Regions from separate parts of the Mus musculus genome. Here region 1 is linked to region 2. Evidence: chromatin loops called from intact Hi-C (ENCODE). Cell type or tissue: left cerebral cortex. All regions are shown on one strand. Links, peaks and the distances in the headings refer to the core of each region. The heading gives the core; the rest is flanking DNA.

The links. Peaks named below come from ENCODE experiments on the same cell type or tissue, not always from the same donor. Only the 100,000 strongest peaks of a DNase experiment are listed, where the experiment ranks them.
Region 1: it touches region 2 in a loop (4-fold over the local background); 2 of 42 quality-filtered maps call a loop at or near these places.

What each region holds. Positions count from the first base shown.
Region 1 is chr1:98,186,307-98,196,154 of GRCm38, forward strand. Gm29461 (predicted gene 29461) reads left to right here. Exons shown (of 4, transcript NR_151613.1): 4 at 538-4,392. Among named protein-coding and RNA genes, the nearest start is that of Gm29461, 18 kb to the left of the region's middle. In left cerebral cortex, for the core only: no CTCF peak of the experiment used is centred there; DNase peaks (open chromatin) are centred at 4,073, 4,650, 5,124 and 5,970; H3K27ac peaks cover 3,423 bases.
Region 2 is chr1:97,859,171-97,869,018 of GRCm38, forward strand. It overlaps Pam (peptidylglycine alpha-amidating monooxygenase), which reads right to left. Exons shown (of 26, transcript NM_001357127.1): 15 at 5,033-5,350. Among named protein-coding and RNA genes, the nearest start is that of Gm31771, 47 kb to the right of the region's middle. In left cerebral cortex, for the core only: no CTCF peak of the experiment used is centred there; DNase peaks (open chromatin) are centred at 4,218 and 5,169; H3K27ac peaks cover 1,591 bases.

The DNA of each region.
Region 1 (9,848 bases), core at 1,868-6,867, 330 kb after region 2:
AGAAAAGGGAAGAGGAGAGGAGGGGAGAGAAGAGAGGGGAGAGGAGGGGAAGGAAAGAGGGGAAGGGAGAGGAGAGGGAGGGGAGGAAATTTATTAGGAAGAAACAGTCTATGCTTGGATGCTCTTCTGGGACTAAGATCTGGATATATAGCCTGACTCTCCAGGGGCCCCTTGGAGACAGCATGCTCAGCTCTACCCTGAACTGCATTTTATCAGTGCTGATGTATGGAGGGGATGGCTCTATTTTGTTCATTAATTTACTATAAAGTATATGTTTGGGAAGCATATGTTATGCACCAAGTAGTGTGACAAGATTCTGCAGAGGAGACAATCAAGACAACAACAAAGACAATAAAGTTCTTTTTGTAGTGATACACCAAGACGGGAGAACTGCATGTAGGTGATACTGGGAACAGGTCAGTGGGCCAGATAGAGACAGTGTTAAAGCCAGGCACATGATGACACTGATAGTCTCAATGTTTTAAAAAAATTCACAAAGGAGTGTTTCTCTTATACTTTCTCTGAACTTTCTTCCAGTGATCAATATTGATGAATTTATCTGGTCTACTATGGAAGAACTCAGTAAATGGAAGATCCTCAAAGTCTGCAGATTCTAGCAAGAAATGCTCTGTGATATTTTTCTACAGGTTCATGAGCTAAAAATGACAGTGGACATTCAAGTGTGGTGTCCAGTGAGACAACTCATCACTGGCTTCAAGTAGGGATCTGAGTTTACTCACAGTATCTATTCGTGGTGATGGATCCTGTGACCATTGGATGAAAAGTTTCTCCATTTAAGAAAACCAAACTTTCATCTGAGAGAGGAGGCAGTTTACTATATGATGGGTACCCCTCTGGGCTCTGACAATGTATTTGGACTTCTGTTGGGGAAATCTGAGTTTGTTGTCTATCTTGCAGCCTTTGATTAAGGTCCAGGACCATTTATGCCTTCAGAATCCCGTTAGTAACTTTCTCAAGGGCTTGCAACTGAGGAAAGCAGCAGGTGTCAGGGAGGTACCCACTTGCTATGTACAGTCTTGCTAATTTGTTTTTTCTAGGAATGTCCCATGGACAACAGTAGCCACCATAGAAGTTAATTACAATTTTACCTTTTTATTTATTTATAAGTTTTGCTATTAGTTGAACTAGCAAATGGTTCAATAGTAAATTATCTTGCAGTTCTTGTGTGATGAAACTGCATAAAGACAGAAAGTTACAATACAAGCTTTGTAGTATTAGTATACATGTGGGTTTTCATATATCTACTAAGCTGGAGATGGATTTCATTATTCAACATTTGCATAACAGAAAGTGAGCTTTTATTATTTTCCAATTAAATATTATACCTATTACAGTTTTCTTTTTTTTTAGAAAACAGACTAGTATAAAGTGAGAATTAACAACAGTAAGCTGGCAAACTTTACTAGATTATTATTAGATATAATCAACGTGAAGATCCAAGGAGCCAAGTGAATGAAAGAATTTCTAATCTATAAAGCCGTGTTAGCGTTCTGAAAAGTTACTTGACCAATATATGGTTGTGCATATCATCTGCTGTGTTCTGAAAACAACTCTTGGTGCTTGAAAAAATGAAAACTAAACTGGTTAGTGATGCTACATGGCTTTAATTGCAGGAATTAGGAGGCAGAGGCAGGCAGGCTCTGTGAGTTTAAGGCCAGCCTGGTCTATGGAAAGAGTTCCAGGACAGCCAAAGGAAGACAGAGAAATCCTGTCTTCCAAAACAAACAAACTAACTAAAACCAACCAAACAAAAAAAGTAAACACATAGCTGAAAGGTTTGATTTTTATTCTCAAATATTTTTATGGTCAAGGAAACTGATCCAACATTTGTGTAGTGCAGAGTCCAAGATAGTGCTTGCTTCAAAGTCAGTTCCACCAGGAGAATGGGATGTCTATGGCACACTCTATAGGTTCATATATGGGGAGGCTGAAAGGACTGAAAGTAATTAAAGGAAGCTTAAAATAATGATGTTCTAGGTTATGCCTATTTCTAAAATGTCCCCTTCCTTCCATGTCACTCGTCACATCCTTATTTACCAGCTTAGCTGTTCTAGTGCCTATGACCTCATTGGCCCGCTCTTACGGATTCATCACTTCCTTATCTGGCATCCAGCCTGGAATAACACACATTTTATTACTGAGAATATCCCATTATGTCAAATCAATAAAGGAATTATCATTTTTGAAGGGAGATGGAGCTACGCTGTAGTATGTTTCATTGCTTTCTGCCTCCCTGACTGGGCAAGTCACTTAGTCTTGAGTCTGAGCAAGTCTTAGCTGTAAATGATAATGATGACATTATGAACATTAAATATAGTGTTCACACATGTCCTGCATATAGGAAACACCTAAGAAATGACATTCATTGTTAATTTTTATGGATATATTATCCCTGTTAGATGGTCTTTCACTCTCATTATGCTCTTCTTTAGCTAATGGAAACTGGCATGAGGACCAGGTACATAGGAAGTACCTGATAAATATTTGAACCAGTAAGCATATAGGAAACAAAAAAGAGATAAATTAGAAGCGATATTTTGTGTGAGGGAATGGTGTAGAAGAGTTGAAAGGGACAAGAAATTAGAAATCTCTCTGATCTTACCAGAGGAAAGTCTTGCAGAGCATATTCAGTTTGATTGGCTAGTGAACTACAAGTTGGCACATTCAGGTTCAATGGTATCTGCTATGGTAAGGAGTGTGGGGATATAGTGTTTTGGGAGACAATGATATACTAAAAAAGTATGAGTAATGGATATTTTTAGAAAACCAGATTCATCCCTATGAACCCCGGTGATGGTTGGTCTTAATGTTAATTTGTCAGGAATTACAATCATGTGAGTAGGGAGTTTCACCTGAAGGATTGCCCTGATTTTCTCAGTGGGTGAGAAAAAACCTACTCCAGTGTGAATGGTTCCTTCTGGGAGCCGCCTAGATAAACAGAGAGCCTGGCACTGGGAACATTGTTCTCCTTTGTCCATACCTTCAGACACCAAGTGGGTTTCCCATTGCAGCCATGGCTGATGTCTCCAGGGATCGCAGAACCAGCATTTCCAGGCTTCATCACTGACCAAGGACTAGCCATTCTCCGGGAACGTTTAAGGTTTGCAGCTCCAGGTTAGGATTGCTGTGGCACCAGCCTCTGGGACTGAGTGCTGGGTTGTGGGCTTCTGGTGTGAGACCATGAGTGTGGGATTCACTCCAATTGCAGGTGTACCAGCCTTCAGTACTGAGTCACTGTGGGCTTCTCTGCTTCTAAGCTGATTTAAGGCATTCTTTTTACTATTCAGCTATAGGTTCTGCTGCTCTGGAGAACACTGACCTACTCAAACACTAATGACTTTAACATGTTAACATTTTTATTTGTTTATAAGAGGAACATGTGTGTGTTCACTACACCCCAAGGTTTTGAAAAAAAACTTGTCATACTGTGTATAGCCGTGTGATGAGATATTTTTGAGAAGGGAGGACTAGAGAAAGGTTTCACTTTGTTGCATAGGCTGGCCTTGAACTTGGGGTTATCCTTCTGCTACAACTTTTCAAGTACTAGGCTTAAAGGCAGAATCCACAAAACTCAGCATAAAGAAGATCCAGAGAAGATAGTCTATTCTGATGAAATGTAAGGGTGCCTTAAAGATGATGATTCATGACTTTAGAATAGCCATAAATCTTTGAGGAATGAGCAAACCAAAATTAGGAACATATGTCCCCTCTGCTCTTGGAATGGCACTTCCACGAGAGTCACCAGGAGTTAAATGGAATGATGACAAGCCACATATGGCACCAGATCTGTGCTAGATTAATAACAGTATGAGAACACAGTTAAACAGTGATAATCCCCTTGTTATCCAGTGTCTTTTCCCTTTCCAACAACCTCACAGTACATCGTTAAACACGCAAAAGACACTTGTTAATGGGGACAGCTGACACGCGAGGAGAAGCCATGTGGCCTATCTTTTGAAACAAGCTGAAGAGGCTGATTCTTCATTCACAGGACTGCAGAGGAGTCATTTGGAGATCAAAAAATGAGGCTAACCCTGACTAGCTTGAGGCGCTCCATCTGGCTCTGCCCCATGCTGTTGCCATAGCCACCCATCTCCTAGCAACAATGAATAGCATTTTCATGTCTCTACAGTGACAAAGCATGAGAGTGAAAAACATAAGTATGGCCACAATACACTAATAATCTTAGAGGTTATCTCATAAATTAAGTTCAATCTGAGGATCTGCATGAATATTTGATTTGGTGATTGTATTTTTCCTATGGTAGTCTTTTGTCTTGGTTTAAAATAAAGCAGCCTGACAGCCTGCTATTAAATATAAGATGACAAATACCATTACAAAGGGCACAATAAAGCTAAACTTTATTTTAAATCACACAGAAAAACAATCATCTTTTTAAATAACTGCCCATCAACATCTAGAACTCCGGGGACAAATGCCAGGGTGGGAAAACTCAGCCTTGGACTTAGAAGGAATATTCTGTCTTGACACATCCAGGCTCAGACAAGCCACCAGGAGCCTTTGCATCGAGCAAGGAGTCTCAGCTGAGGTAACTAATCAAAAACAGTAAAGAAGCTGAATAAAGAGAGAAGGAAAGGCCGTCTGCATCATGCTTGTCCTTGTGACAAAGTGAAAACCCGCATGACTCATCTAAGAGGATGCGGAGCTGTTTATTTCTAAAGGTTTGTGCCATACTTGAAGCATGCTTTATTTGAATATTCTGCCAGGAGAATTCCATTGGGATGGCGCCCATTGTTTCTTTTTTAATGAATAGTAACTCTCAACCAGAGAATGCTTTTACCAACCCTCTGGTCCCCACCTGAGAATGCAGAATTTTAGACAGCCACAGAGATGGAGATAGTGAAGTTTGAGGAAATTCTCATTTAAAAACATTTTTTTTTTCACCGTTTTTGTCAGCTACAGCTCATGACCCATCTCTTGTTTAGAAATAAGAATCTGTCACAGTTTGAATATTGCTTTCGTGATTTTTTTTTTTTTTCTATGAGAGCCTGGGCATTTGGTAAATGTCAGTGAAAGATGCAGGCAGTGAGAAGCCGCTTTAGGAATCCTACTGAGAGATTTCTCTGGAGGGGAAACAGCATCTAAACAATGAGGTCTGCAGAGTGGAATAAACAATCCAACACTTCTGCAGGCCATTATCATGTGTTTACACATTGCATGCGGAGTTGAGTTTAGCTGTGCTAACAGCTTTGTGAGAAGAAAATCCCCCCAAAATTAAATAATCAAAAGAGATAGGTGAATGCTGATTTTATGAAATAAACAGTGATTGAGGAGAGAAGAAAAACCAGCAGGACTCAGCAGGAAGCAAATTAATTCTTGCTGGAGATTTACTCTTCTCAAGAACTTAAATTGCCCATTTCCTAATCAGTACAGTTCTTGTATGTTGTTTCTTTTTCAGTCTTCCTAAATTTATTTCATGTTAGTGCTCTTTAATTTTTCACTCTATTGTTTTCTAAATTATAGTGTGAAACTCCAGTTCCTTGAGAGCCTCTGTGAAGTTCTGATCTCAGTTATTTACCATGCCTCTAATTTGATAACAGTAAAATTATTTTCCAATGATTACATTTATCTGTTTCATTTGCCCCTGCTTCAGAGAATGATGTAAGAGGAATACCTAATGTGCTTTCTTTTTTTCCCTGTGTCATTGGAATGATCCGTGACCCAGGCAATCCCATGTATTCATAATACTACTGTGTAAAAACTGAAGCAAAACTGTCTTAGTGTCCTTCCATGGGGAATGGCTGCTCAGTTACTGGCTCTTTCCATGTGCTCATGCTGTCGCAAGCAGGAAAAAGCACAAAATGTTGTTCTCCCAGCTAATTCTGCACACAGAGAAAGATGTCAACACACATTAAAACTGCAACCACATTTGAGAAGGCTCGCAGAACTCTGCAAATGCCATCGTTGTTTGCAGAGCTCGAGCTGCAGAGATGTCGTATGCTTTTCAATCTGCTTTTTACTCTTCTGCCGTCTTAAAATAAACCGTGTAATTCTGGCTCTTGGCTTTTGGATGTGAGTTATGCCATCAATCTGTTGTGATTCATTCACTACGTTATTTTAGGTCTGAATAGTTTGTCCTTTCTATAATAATCACTGTAGTGTTGCTTTTGCCTAGAGGAAGCTATGGTGTCTTTGGGACAAGCAGACAAGCAGAAAAGTGAGTGCAACAATGTGGTGTAAGCACTGGACATAAAAGCTTCCCTCCCACAGGTCTGTTGGCAGGTGGGAAAGTCTGAGTGGCACCTATATATTAACTCTGATACCAAATGATGAGTCCAGCCCTCCAAGTATGAGGAACTCCAAGTACTGAGTTCAGCACTCAGCTGAGTAGTGCCCTGTACTCTAGAAGAGATGTGTGAAATTCATCTTTGAGCCGATTAGCACATTCTACCAGTCTCCCTCTGCAAAGTCTATCTGCATTAAGGATCTTGAAGAAAGGGGAGAGTGTGACACATCTTTCAAGCATTAATCACCACTTCTTGTAACTATCAGAAGACAAAAGGGCTCTGCTGAATATCGAGAGAGCTGAATTAGTGCCAACTGTACAAATTACCAAAGGCGATGGAGAGAAGCCTTTGGCTTTTAATGGAAATTGAATCTTTTACAGCTAGCATGTTTTGAAGATGTCTTAATAATGGAAAAGATCAGAGGCATTCTTACAGGATGAGATGACGGTGACACAAAAGCCCTGAGACAGAATGAACATGACAGGACATTAGTCTTTGCAATGTCAGATCTTGCTGCTCCCAAGATCACCTGGCATTGAATTTGAAAAAGGTCAAATAGAGTAAAACAGTTTCAAAATAAGAATGGAGCCAGATCCTTTCAGGGTTGGATACAGGGCTGGTGAGATAACCATATCTGGCGTCTATAGTACATTATGAAATCCTATTCAGATTAGGATGTAATAGGGGAAGGACAGAATGTGTCTCAACATCTAACACGTATCTTTAATAAATATAGTATGGGAACTCCCATTTTTCTTTGTTTAATACATAATTAATTTATTTGTTTCTCTTCTCTATAATTGTCTAAAGTAGAGGTTTCAAGTAGGCACAAGTCTTGTATCTAAGTGGGATTAAGACATTGGGCCACTCTGTCTTGTTCTACCATCAGAAAGGACACCAAAGCTTTATTATTATTATTAATTATTATTATTATTATAAAGGTAACAGAGAATAGGCAGCTACTTCTTAGTGTAAGTAGCCCTACAATAACTTAATACTATACAAAGTAGGACATGCAGCTAGCTATCTAGAAAATGTGTTTTTGAATATTTGGACAGGGCAACAAATTATTAATTAGTCAATTCTAGAAATTAGAACCCTAGTCTTTTAAAGAGAGGCAAGAGACTCTCTTAAAAAGACTGTAAGATTCATTTTTTTTCATAATAGCTAGGAAATGGAAGCAGCCTAAATGTTCTCCAACTGATGAATGGATACTAAAAATGTGGCATGCATTTACTATTTAGCTATAAAAAAATGAAATCACAAAATAGGAAGGTAAATGGATGGAACTGGAAATGATCATATTGAATGAGGTAACCCAGACCTTGAAAGACAAATATCACATCTCATCTCTCATTTGGAGCTCAGAGTCTTTAAATAGGAATACTTACCTAGAGTAACTGAAGAAACCAGGAAAGTAAGAAGGGACCCTTGTGAATATGGGAGCAGGGGAGGGAAAGGTTGAATAGAGAGGGAGATAGTGGGGTTCAAATGATCTGAAATGGAAAATGGGAAAAATGGGGTGGCTCTAATTTGGAAATGGGGATGGAAATAAACACAGAAGAAGGAGGGTAAAATGACAGTGGGGAATGTGTAAAAAAGCCATAAATACTCATACTACTTATTACCTAAAACTACTTATAATACCTGAAATTCTGTTTATAAATATACATATACAGTATAAATGAAAACTTCATATCTGGACTTATAGTGCTACCCCAGGATCCAGAGACCATCTAATAAAACCCCAGATATCAAGCATGAGAAGTTGTGTTTTGAGGTTTTTGGTTAGGGTTGATCTAGAGACTCCCAGAACAATGAAGGGTATTGCCATTGCCCTTGGTTGCTCTTACAGGTAGAAGGTAAATCCCTGTTGCTGGAAAAAAAGTACATCTCAGACACAGTTCCCAGAAGCCCCTGAGCTGAATGTGGCTTGAAAACCTTGCTGAGGACTAGCGTTCATGGAACCAGAAGATGTCATGCAAGCTTTCAAAATAGAGATACAATTAACAGTCCTTCCCAGCTATGATTCCTATGAATCACACAAATGACCTGCATAGCAAGATAACCTTAAGAGTGCAATAGTGGCACACATACTTTGGTGGTAACCAATAGCTTTTTAATTGTATGAATGTAAGACCCACTTAAGAAGAGAAAACTCATGCCTGGTATTGAAAACCTAACCAAATAGGTGAATTTATTGTCAAAGACCAGCTTTGACATCCAGGCGAATTACGATTGGATGTAGAGTCATTTGCGGGGTGGGGAGCAGGCAAGGGCAGCAAATGCTGATGGTTCCTGACAATTAACTCTCTCTTGCTATTCTAGGGCCAGAGGTAATGGTTTTTGGCAATTGACTCCTGCTAATAACAGCAGGGCATTAGAAAAAGAAGTATAACTTCTTAGGGCTCTTTACTCTTTAACTCAGAGCCCCCACCCCTGAGCTTATTAACTCTTCTTTAACCAGAGAGAAAGGAAAAGAAAGTCACACACACTCACACCCACACCCACCCACACTCACACACACACACGCACACACATGCGTGCACACACGCGCGCGCGCGCACACACACACACGCACACACATGCGTGCACACACACGCGCGCGCACACACACGCACGCACACGCACACACATGCGTGCACACACACGCGCGCACACACACACACACACGCACACGCACACAATGATGCAGAAAGGAGGTACAGTTAGCTTTATTTTGCTTTCAGCTTTCTATAGCTTTTTAGAGAAAAGTTCTCTGTTTAAGAAAAATTACCTCATAGATAAAAATGTTACACAGGAGGGAGTTACAGCAGGATGCTGATTATAACTTCAAAGTAGTGTTTCATTCTATAAGCTCATTAGTTCAAAGCAGTGGTTTTACACGATCTTGCTTTATCATAGTGTACACCTATAACCTCATCCTTGGACCTGACCTAGAATGAAATTTTTTCCCATGATCATTAATTTGTTCTAAATCTATTCTATTTCCTGGTGCAATCTACATGATTGTAGTGCATGAAAGCTCGTTGTCCACCTTTCCATGAAGCCTTTTCTTCCTATTCCATGAGAAAGGGGCACATTCTATTCTTGATTCTGACTTTATTATATCTTTCTGGCACAACAATTTAAACCATCTTCTTAAACTTTCTATCAATTATTCTAACTTCCTAAATTTATTTGAATCAAATCAGGAATTCTATATATTCATTAATACATTGAAACATCTTTGTTTCATGAAAGTTCATCTTCATGTTGATTCTGTGAACCAATCTAACAGACTATAGGCAGAAAGGTCTTTCTTTGTCAATCACACCATATCAGAAAAGGAATGACAAACATGAGAAGGCACACCAGCAGCAAGAAGCAATCCTGGAACAAAGCACCTGGGGCTGTGCCTTTCCAGGGTTCATCCATTACAGCCATGCAAAATGGTAGACTGTCTCCAGGAAGCTTGCTTGTGTGCCACAACCTTCCCTCATGGCTTTCACCAATTTATGGATTTTACTAAACCAGCATAATTCCTAACTATATTCCAAACATTGTTCTTAAACACATGGATAAATGTTCACTTCTCAT
Region 2 (9,848 bases), core at 2,133-7,132:
GATTTTATCAATCAACAACAACAATAAAAAAATCAATGAATCATAAGAATAAAGACTTCTGGATTCTTCTATTGAATAAAAAATGTCAATCAAATGCATCATTATTTTGTAATATACATAGGGTTTTGATGGCTGGACCAGTTTTTCATATGCTAACATATACTAGTGTGATAAAATCTGCCAGTTAAAGCTGGGTAGAACAAACTGCAAATTTTCATTGGTTGCTTAACAAGCCAACTTTCCAGAAGCAGCTTAAGATTGTATTTCTCCTCTATCTTAGTACAGATATTAAACAATGAATAACAGAAACCAAGCAACATTAAGTCCCAATGTGTAAAACTTGTCTCTGTCACTGAGCCCAATATGCTCATCCTGTGATTCGTGTAGCTCATAAAACACCAATGTAGATCAACAAAATTGGTCAAAGATTTGAAGATCCACAAATTCACCATAAGATACTACCAAACACTCATAATTCACTAATGTGTAAAACGCTGCTCCTATCTAAAAGTCCAAGAAAATAGGCCACATGAGGCAACCTAGACCAACAAAGACAAATGTATGCTTTCTCCTAGTTACCGATCCTTAGCCCTGAATCTTCAGGCTGGAATGCATACCTCAGACTAATATGGAAATGTGGAAATTAAAAAGGAACAATGGTGGAAGGGGGGAGAGAATGAACTGCAGAGAGGGGAACGAACATGCTATTAAGGGAGAAAGGGAAAAATGGTAGAGGTGGGTGTGGGGGCGACTTACGTAGAGAAGGGTGTAGGGGGTAAAGCAGAGGGAGCACGGAGGAGCAGAAGTAATGCTAAGACCGTTTGAGAAGGCCACTAGGGAAACCTACTATTTTATAAACTTCCTTAAAAAAATACCCAGGGGACTGTTACAAAAATCACATTTTCTAGACACGATTGGCCCTTTGAACCTGTGACCTCATAAAAGCTATGGATGTTTACATTACAGCCACACAAGCCGTAGCAATCAATATTCCAGAATGATCAGGGGAGGGCTTGGGAGGTCCCATTTCTAGTTGAGGAGCTAAAGGCCCTTGACAGCTCCTGAGGGAAGCTGAGTCAGTTTACTCCAGGGACAAGGGTCCTGGGATAGTTGCTTCTGCTCCATTGGCCAGCCATGCGCATTTGGGCAACAATAATTTAAATTACTAGGTCACCCAGAAACACACACACACACACACACACACACAACACACACACTATAGAAGAGGAGGAGGGCATGAATTTGGGAAGAATGGGGGGCACGTGAAAAGTTGCAGGGGTTTCAGATATGATCACAATGCATTGTACTCATGTATGAAATTCTCAAGAAATAAAAATGTTCAATGATTCTCACTAAGAAAAAGGATATTCAGAAGTTATGATAAAACCAATATTCATTCTTTGCTCACTTAATTTCGGGGGTTTTAAATCTAATATATTGATGATTTGACACTTTCCTCATTTTTGATGTGCAACTTTTCCCATGTGTAATCTCATCTGACTCTCATGTCAGCCCTACAAGGATTGTAATCCTCACTCTACAGATGAGAACACTAAAGCTTAGAGAATTAAAAGAAAAAAAAATGCCAAGGCATTAATGGAATGGCTGGAGCTTTTAAAGGCAGGCAGGCAACTTCAATAGCTGAGTCTGATCCATCATACAGCCCTTGTTAGGGAGCTTTCAAATCTTACTTGGGGGGCTGGAAAGATGGCTCAGTGGTTAAGAGTAGTGATTGCTCTTCCAGAGGTCCTGAGTTCAATTCCCAGCAACCATATGGTGGCTCACAACCATTTGTAATGGGATCCCATGCCCTCTTCTGGTCTGTCTGAAGACAGCTACGGTGTACTTATATAAATAAAATAAAGTAAAAAAATAAATTTTAAAAAAGAATCTTACTTGGGGCAAATGCAGGTTTTTGGGACGGGGTAAGTTATAGTGAGTGTGTGTTCCTGACACAGAGATCACACAGCACAGAAATCCTGTTCTGAAGAAGGCTAGGATCACTGACATCCGACCCCCAACGAAGTAGAAAATCCAGCATGAAGGCAGACACCAGGATGCAGAACCAAGTTCAATCCTGGCAAAGTTAAACATCCATAAATGGTATTGTTTAGAAACTCTTAAATCCCCGGGCCAACCAGAGGACATCCTAACACCATATAACAAAGTGTTGAGCTGGTCTGCTACTCATGCTCCTTTGAACCATCAAGTCAGCTGGGTGGGATCTGTCCCCACATCACAGTTCCAACATATGGAGAACAGAATAGAAAGCATGGGAGACATAGATTTCTGTTGCTGTCCACCTCACGGTTACAGGTTGTACAGAAGGCAAAAACTAGAGACATAGGACAAGGGTTGTGAGGAGACAAGACACCTTCAGTCTCTGAGCAGCGAGGGGCCACAATTCCAATGAACAAGGCAAGCAACTTTAACCAATCTGGAATTGATTGAAATTAAGGCACTAGACAGTGCATGTTGGACATCATAACAGTCGAGTTTTTAAATCTAGACTGCAGTACCTCATTCAATAGGTTAACTTCTCTTGGCTTCAGTTTCTTCTGACAATTAACATGCCTTAAAGATATCTGAAAAGACTCCGTGCTATAATGTTAAGTGACCAAATAGCCTTGCATCTTTGCTTCACCAGTGCCATATAAAAAGTAACTCTCTTCTTTGCAGCTAATAAAGTCCCATCTAGCAAATTAGACACATAAAGAAGACAGCTAATTCCTCTAGGACCATTAGGGCCACTCTCAGCTTTGCGTGGAGTAAAGAAAGGGCAGGAGAGAAACAATAGCACTTAATCTATCCTGTTTATCCCACTTGCCCATCTCAGAGACGGGCGCATAAGTTAGAATAATACTAATGTTATAAGGTTGCTATATATGCAAACTTCCTACTCTCTTTTTGGAATACGGAAGCCTGCTGCAGATTCCAGCTTCCTGTGCCTGATACAATGAAATGCCACCTGAACAAACTTTGTTATTGCCTGGTGCATCCTATAATAGCAAGTGGGAGAGGACTAGGAAAAGGGTGTTTACAACTAGCCTCAACACGTCTGAATTTTACTATTTTGTCCTCGGTTTTAACAATTTTGGAGTTAGAATGGTGAAATAACATAAAACCACGTCAATTCAGAAAGAAAAGGCACATAGAGCTCTTTCACCAGTTGGGATCTGTGCTGCCTAACAGTCAACGACTCGTTAAATGTAGTGACATTTACCCACATTTATGAGAGGAAGAAAGACTTCCCCCGTGAGATCTTCAGAGGAAATTTCTTCTGAGCTCTGTCTCATGACTAGTTCTGGGAATAGCAAATGATGCAGGGGGAAAAAAGGTACTTTCTACCTTTGAGGATGTCATTCTTAGAAAAAGTAAGACTTCAGAAATACACACTGTTCTTTTAAAATATGTATACATGATGGCCTGTGTGTATTTATAGACACTGGATGTGTGCCTGGTACCTGCAGAGACCAGAAGAGGGGATAGGATCACCTGGCCCTGGAGTTACAGGTAATGTGTGTGCTTAGAATCCAGCCCAGGTCCTTTGCAAGGGTAATATTTGCTTTTAACCACTAAAACATTTTTCCAGCACCTGAATGATGTTTTGTCCGTTGCCACACATGATGATAAAAAGTGTCCAGGGTTTCTCAAAATCAGGAATGAAAAGCTAAGTGATAGACTATCGAGTGCTACAGTTCTACTGTGTTGTGTGTGAACAGACTTGCACTTGGCAGGAGACCTTTGGCCTTTTTCATATCTGTATTCTTAACACAGAGGATCACACAGAACTGTCGTGTGTTACGAGATGGGTAGAGACACACGAAACTGCACAACTGTCACTGTAACCCCAGATACCAGTTCACTTGTTCTTTGACAGGAAGCAGAAGTTAGGTTTTCCTTCAACACTTTAGGTAATTTGCAAGCAAGAAGAGTCCCAGGATCACCTCTTGAGAAACAGTTTTATTGGACAAAATTGGAACCAGTTTGAGCCTGTTAAAATATGAGGAGTTAAAAGTGAAGGCTCCACTTAACATCTCATTCAGACCATTAGGCCAGTCCCCATGGAAAATACTTGAAACTTCCATGTGAGCAAAGGCGCTGCATGCTAATTCTTTTTTTCAATTATAAATAAAAATCAGCTGGGTGTTGAATAATTCATGGCTTCCTGCAAAGCTGAATTTGAAAACATCAAGCTGGCAGCCCGTGCCGTCCAAGCCCACGCGTGGACATCTGCCATGCACGCATATATCTGTTACTGTTTTAGAGACGCTCTCCACATGCTGTCTTATTCGGCTCTCCACATTAGCAAGTCACACAAAAGACAGTCAATATCACAGAGGCCACAGCACCGTTAAAGACAAAGATGAGGCAGCTATCGCATGCTGGTACAGAAACCTGAAGGGAATAAGGTATTGTTCTCTAATTATGGAAGCCAATTCTGGCTAGAAATAAAGATAAATCTGATAATTATTGACTTACTGGAGATTCCTTTCAGAAATGTATACTCAAGTTTCAATTAAGACAACGTCTGATAAAGGAACTTAAGGAATCAGTCACAAAAATGGTTTTATTTTATAAGTCAGTTGGGTATAAATGTTGAGAGTATTTGATTCCTCTGGAAGGACATTAATTACTGGAGAAGATAGTGTATGCACTATCTACAATGGTATTTATAGGTGACCTTTGGAAATTTCAATTTCTTCCCATTGAGCCAAAGGAAAATGTTGATTTATTACTCTGAATTTCACATATCATTCTTTCCGAAATGACTCAAGTGTGGTCCTACTTTGAATTGACTCACTAAATAAATGTTGACTTTATATAGTACTGGACCAACACAAAAATAAAAGAAAAAATCTTTTCAAAACAAAACGTGGTATGGGACAACGCAAATCTAAGTCATACTTGTTCCAATAAGTTTTTTCTATTGGTTAGTTTTGATACCTATTAATTTTTATTCCCTTCAGATTTTGCTAATGTGGATCGCAGTGGTTCACACTTTATTGCATAAAAGAAACCCTGAACGCACCTCCTGCGAGTTCTGGTTCCCAAGGACCTTCACCAGGCTGCTGGAAGGATAGAGCTCTGCTCTCAGCTGGCCTCAAGGTTGACTCTAGCCTGTGGAATTTGTGGATCCTGTCTCTGACCAGGATAGCATTACCCCCTTCCTCATGCTCCGCTCCCTCTCTGGCGTCAGACCGACCAAGGTCCTTTTTCTGGACTACGTTTGCAATCTCAGCTACCAGGTCTGACCCAGATTCTGTCTTTTCTGTAGGATTATATTTGTGCACATGAACAACATCTTCCCTTTCTCCTAGCAGCTTGGAAAGTAGTGAATAGAAATCACCTGTGGGGGGGGGGAGAGAAATAAAGACACACAGTGTTTATAAAACCATAACATTTACAAAACCTGGTGCCTTAGAAATATCGAGTCTTGATTGTGACAGTGAGTGAGAAGCAAGGTTGTTCTCACACTTTCATGTATAGGAGGGACGGAGGGATGTGAGGGACAGAGGAAGGGACAGAGAGAAGGGGAGAGGGGGTCCAACACTGGAAGCATATTTTTACATTTCATTTGTATACCATCTTCTTCCTGCCATTTCCCACACTGTGACCATTGGCAGATTCATAGAAATAAAACAAAATAATTCACTTGTGAGTACATGACATATTTTAAACATTGGCTTTCACAGATTAAATGAACTGATAAGGAAATTAAGAATTTAGGAATCTATCAATAAGATAGCCACAGATGCACTAGAGAAAGCTAACACCACAACCAAATGATTTAAATTTGCTAAAAATCTATTAATTCATAAGCTACAGGACATCAAATATTTTTCAGTAATATATGTGAAACAATCACTATCAGACACACACACACACATATATATCTATGTGTGTGTGTGTGTGGGGGGGGGGCAACTGGGACGTCGGTCTTATAGTTTCCCTAGCAGTAACATAAGTAGTTCCAATTAGTTCCAATTGCTCATCTCAAGCAAGAAGTGAAGAACCTCCAGAAGAATTGTTTTTGATATAATAATCCCTTTTAAAACAGTGAGAAACAAAGATCATAAAAGAAAAATAATGTTGAGAATCATTAGTTGAGTCAGCACTGAATGTTTTCTATGACTATATTAAAGAACACACTTTGATTTTATGAAAGCAAACCATATAAAAACAGTGGTTAGATACAATATCTAATGAAAGCTCATACAATGCTTTAGTTATCATCATTTATGTGGTCAAACCCATGATGTCTGCTCAGAACAGAAAATAACCCATGTAGATCCCTGGCAACTCCAGGTCTTCCTGTTCTTAACTTACTCTACAGCTTGGCTACTAGGAAACCCTGATTTTAGATTCTGATTAGTTATGTTCAATTATGTCTCCAGCATCACTGCTAACATTTATAAACCTTCTTCATGGCCTGGAGAAGATAAAGAGTCATTAATGGTTTAGCTATGATGCAAGCCACTGAAGAATGTATTTTTAAGACATTTGTGCAAGGGGATACAAAGGAGAGAACCGGACAGCTTCTGGAACGGGCAGAAGCACAGAGCCGCTGAGGCAGCAGCCTGGGCGGGCCGCAGACAACCGGCCACCATCCGGACCAGAGGACAGGTGTCCGCCTGGCTTGGGAGGCGACCTCAGCCTCAGCAGCAGCGGTCGCCATCTGGGTTCCGGGACTCCGCGGGACCTAGGAAATTAGTCTGAACAGGTTAGAGGGTGCACCAGAGAACCGGACAGCTTCTGGGACGGGCGGAAGCACAGAGCCGCTGAGGCAGCAGCCTGGGCGGGCCGCAGATAACCGGCCACCATCCGGACCAGAGGACAGGTGTCCGCCTGGCTCGGGAGACGGCCTCAGACTCAGGAGCAGCGGTCACCATCTTGGTTCCAGGACTCCCTAGAACTTAGGATTTTAGTCTGCACAGGTGAGAGTCTGCACCACAGAAGCTGACAGCTTCTGGGAACTGCCAAAGCAACACAGCTTCTGAGAGAGGCCCTGTTTTGGGCCTTCTTCTTCGACCAGGAGGAGGTCCAAAAACAAGATATCTGCGCACCTTCCCTGTAAGAGAGCTTGCCAGCAGAGAGTGCTCTGAGCACTGAAACTCAGAGGAGAGAATCTGTCTCCCAGGTCTGCTGAGAGACGGTAACAGAATCACCAGAAGAACAATCTCTAAACAGAGTCAACTATAACTACTAACTCCAGAGATTACCAGATGGCGAAAGGTAAACGTAGGAATCCTACTAACAGGAACCAAGACCACTCACCATCACCAGAACCCAGTACTCCCACTTCGCCCAGTCCAGGGCACCCCAACACACCCGAAAACCTAGACCTAGATTTAAAAGCATATCTCATGATGATGGTAGAGGACATCAAGAAGGACTTTAATAAATCACTTAAAGAAATACAGGAGAACACTGCTAAAGAGTTACAAGTCCTTAAAGAAAAACAGGAAAACACAATCAAACAGGTAGAAGTCCTTACAGAAAAAGAGGAAAAAACATACAAACAGGTGATGGAAATGAACAAAACCATACTAGACCTAAAAAGGGAAGTAGAAACAATAAAGAAAACTCAAAGTGAGGCAACACTGGAGATAGAAACCCTAGGAAAGAAATCTGGAACCATAGATTTGAGCATCAGCAACAGAATACAAGAGATGGAAGAGAGAATCTCAGGTGCAGAAGATTCCATAGAGAACATCGGCACAACAATCAAAGAAAATGGAAAATTCAAAAAGATCCTAACTCAAAATATCCAGGAAATCCAGGACACAATGAGAAGACCAAACCTACGGATAATAGGAGTGGATGAGAATGAAGATTTTCAACTCAAAGGACCAGCAAACATCTTCAACAAAATTATTGAAGAAAACTTCCCAAATATAAAGAAAGAGATACCTATGAACATACAAGAAGCCTACAGAACTCCAAATAGACTGGACCAGAAAAGAAATTCCTCCCGACACATAATAATCAGAACAACAAATGCACTAAATAAAGATAGAATACTAAAAGCGGTAAGGGAAAAAGGTCAAGTAACATACAAAGGCAAGCCTATCAGAATTACACCAGATTTTTCACCAGAGACTATGAAAGCCAGAAGAGCCTGGACAGATGTTATACAGACACTAAAAGAACACAAATTCCAGCCCAGGCTACTATACCCAGCCAAACTCTCAATTACCATAGATGGAGAAACCAAAGTATTCCACGACAAAACCAAATTCTCACATTATCTCTCCACGAATCCAGCCCTTCAAAGGGTAATAACAGAAAAAAACCAATACAAGAACGGGAACAATGCCCTAGAAAAAACAAGAAGGTAATCCCTCAACAAACCTAAAAGAAGACAGCCACAAGAACAGAATGCCAACTTTAACAACAAAAATAACAGGAAGCAACAATTACTTTTCCTTAATATCTCTTAACATCAATGGTCTCAACTCCCCAATAAAAAGACATAGACTAACAAACTGGCTACACAAACAAGACCCAACATTTTGCTGTTTACAGGAGACACATCTCAGAGAAAAAGATAGACACTACCTCAGAATAAAAGGCTGGAAAACAATTTTCCAAGCAAATGGTATGAAGAAACAAGCTGGAGTAGCCATCCTAATATCTGATAAGATTGACTTCCAACCCAAAGTCATCAAAAAAGACAAGGAGGGGCACTTTGTTCTCATCAAAGGTAAAATCCTCCAAGAGGAACTCTCAATTCTGAATATCTATGCGCCAAATACAAGGGCAGCCACATTCATTAAAGAAACTTTAGTAAAGCTCAAAGCACACATTGCACCTCACACAATAATAGTGGGAGACTTCAACACACCACTTTCACCAATGGACAGATCATGGAAACAGAAACTAAACAGGGACACACTGAAACTAACAGAAGTGATGAAACAAATGGATCTGACAGATATCTACAGAACATTTTATCCTAAAACAAAAGGATATATCTTCTTCTCAGCACCTCATGGTACCTTCTCCAAAATTGACCACATAATAGGTCACAAAACAGGCCTCAACAGATTCAAAAATATTGAAATTGTCCCATGTATCCTATCAGATCACCATGCACTAAGGCTGATCTTCAATAACAAAAAAAATAACAGAAAGCCAACACTCACGTGGAAACTGAACAACACTCTTCTCAATGATACCTTGGTCAAGGAAGGAATAAAGAAAGAAATTAAAGACTTTTTAGAGTTTAATGAAAATGAAGCCACAACGTACCCAAACCTTTGGGACACAATGAAAGCATTTCTAAGAGGGAAACTCATAGCTCTGAGTGCCTCCATAAAGAAACGGGAGAGAGCACATACTAGCAGCTTGACAACACATCTAAAAGCTCTAGAAAAAAAGGAAGCAAATTCACCCAAGAGGAGTAGACGGCAGGAAATAATCAAACTCAGGGGTGAAATCAACCAAGGGGAAACAAGAAGAACTATTCAAAGAATTAACCAAACGAGGAGTTGGTTCTTTGAGAAAATCAACAAGATAGATAAACCCTTAGCTAGACTCACTAGAGGGCACAGAGACAAAATCCTAATTAACAAAATCAGAACTGAAAAGGGAGACATAACAACAGATCCTGAAGAAATCCAAAACACCATCAGATCCTTCTACAAAAGGCTATACTCAACAAAACTGGAAAACCTGGACGAAATGGACAAATTTCTGGACAGATACCAGGTACCAAAGTTGAATCAGGATCAAGTTGACCTTCTAAACAGTCCCATATCCCCTAAAGAAATAGAAGCAGTTATAAATAGTCTCCCAGCCAAAAAAAGCCCAGGACCAGACGGGTTTAGTGCAGAGTTCTATCA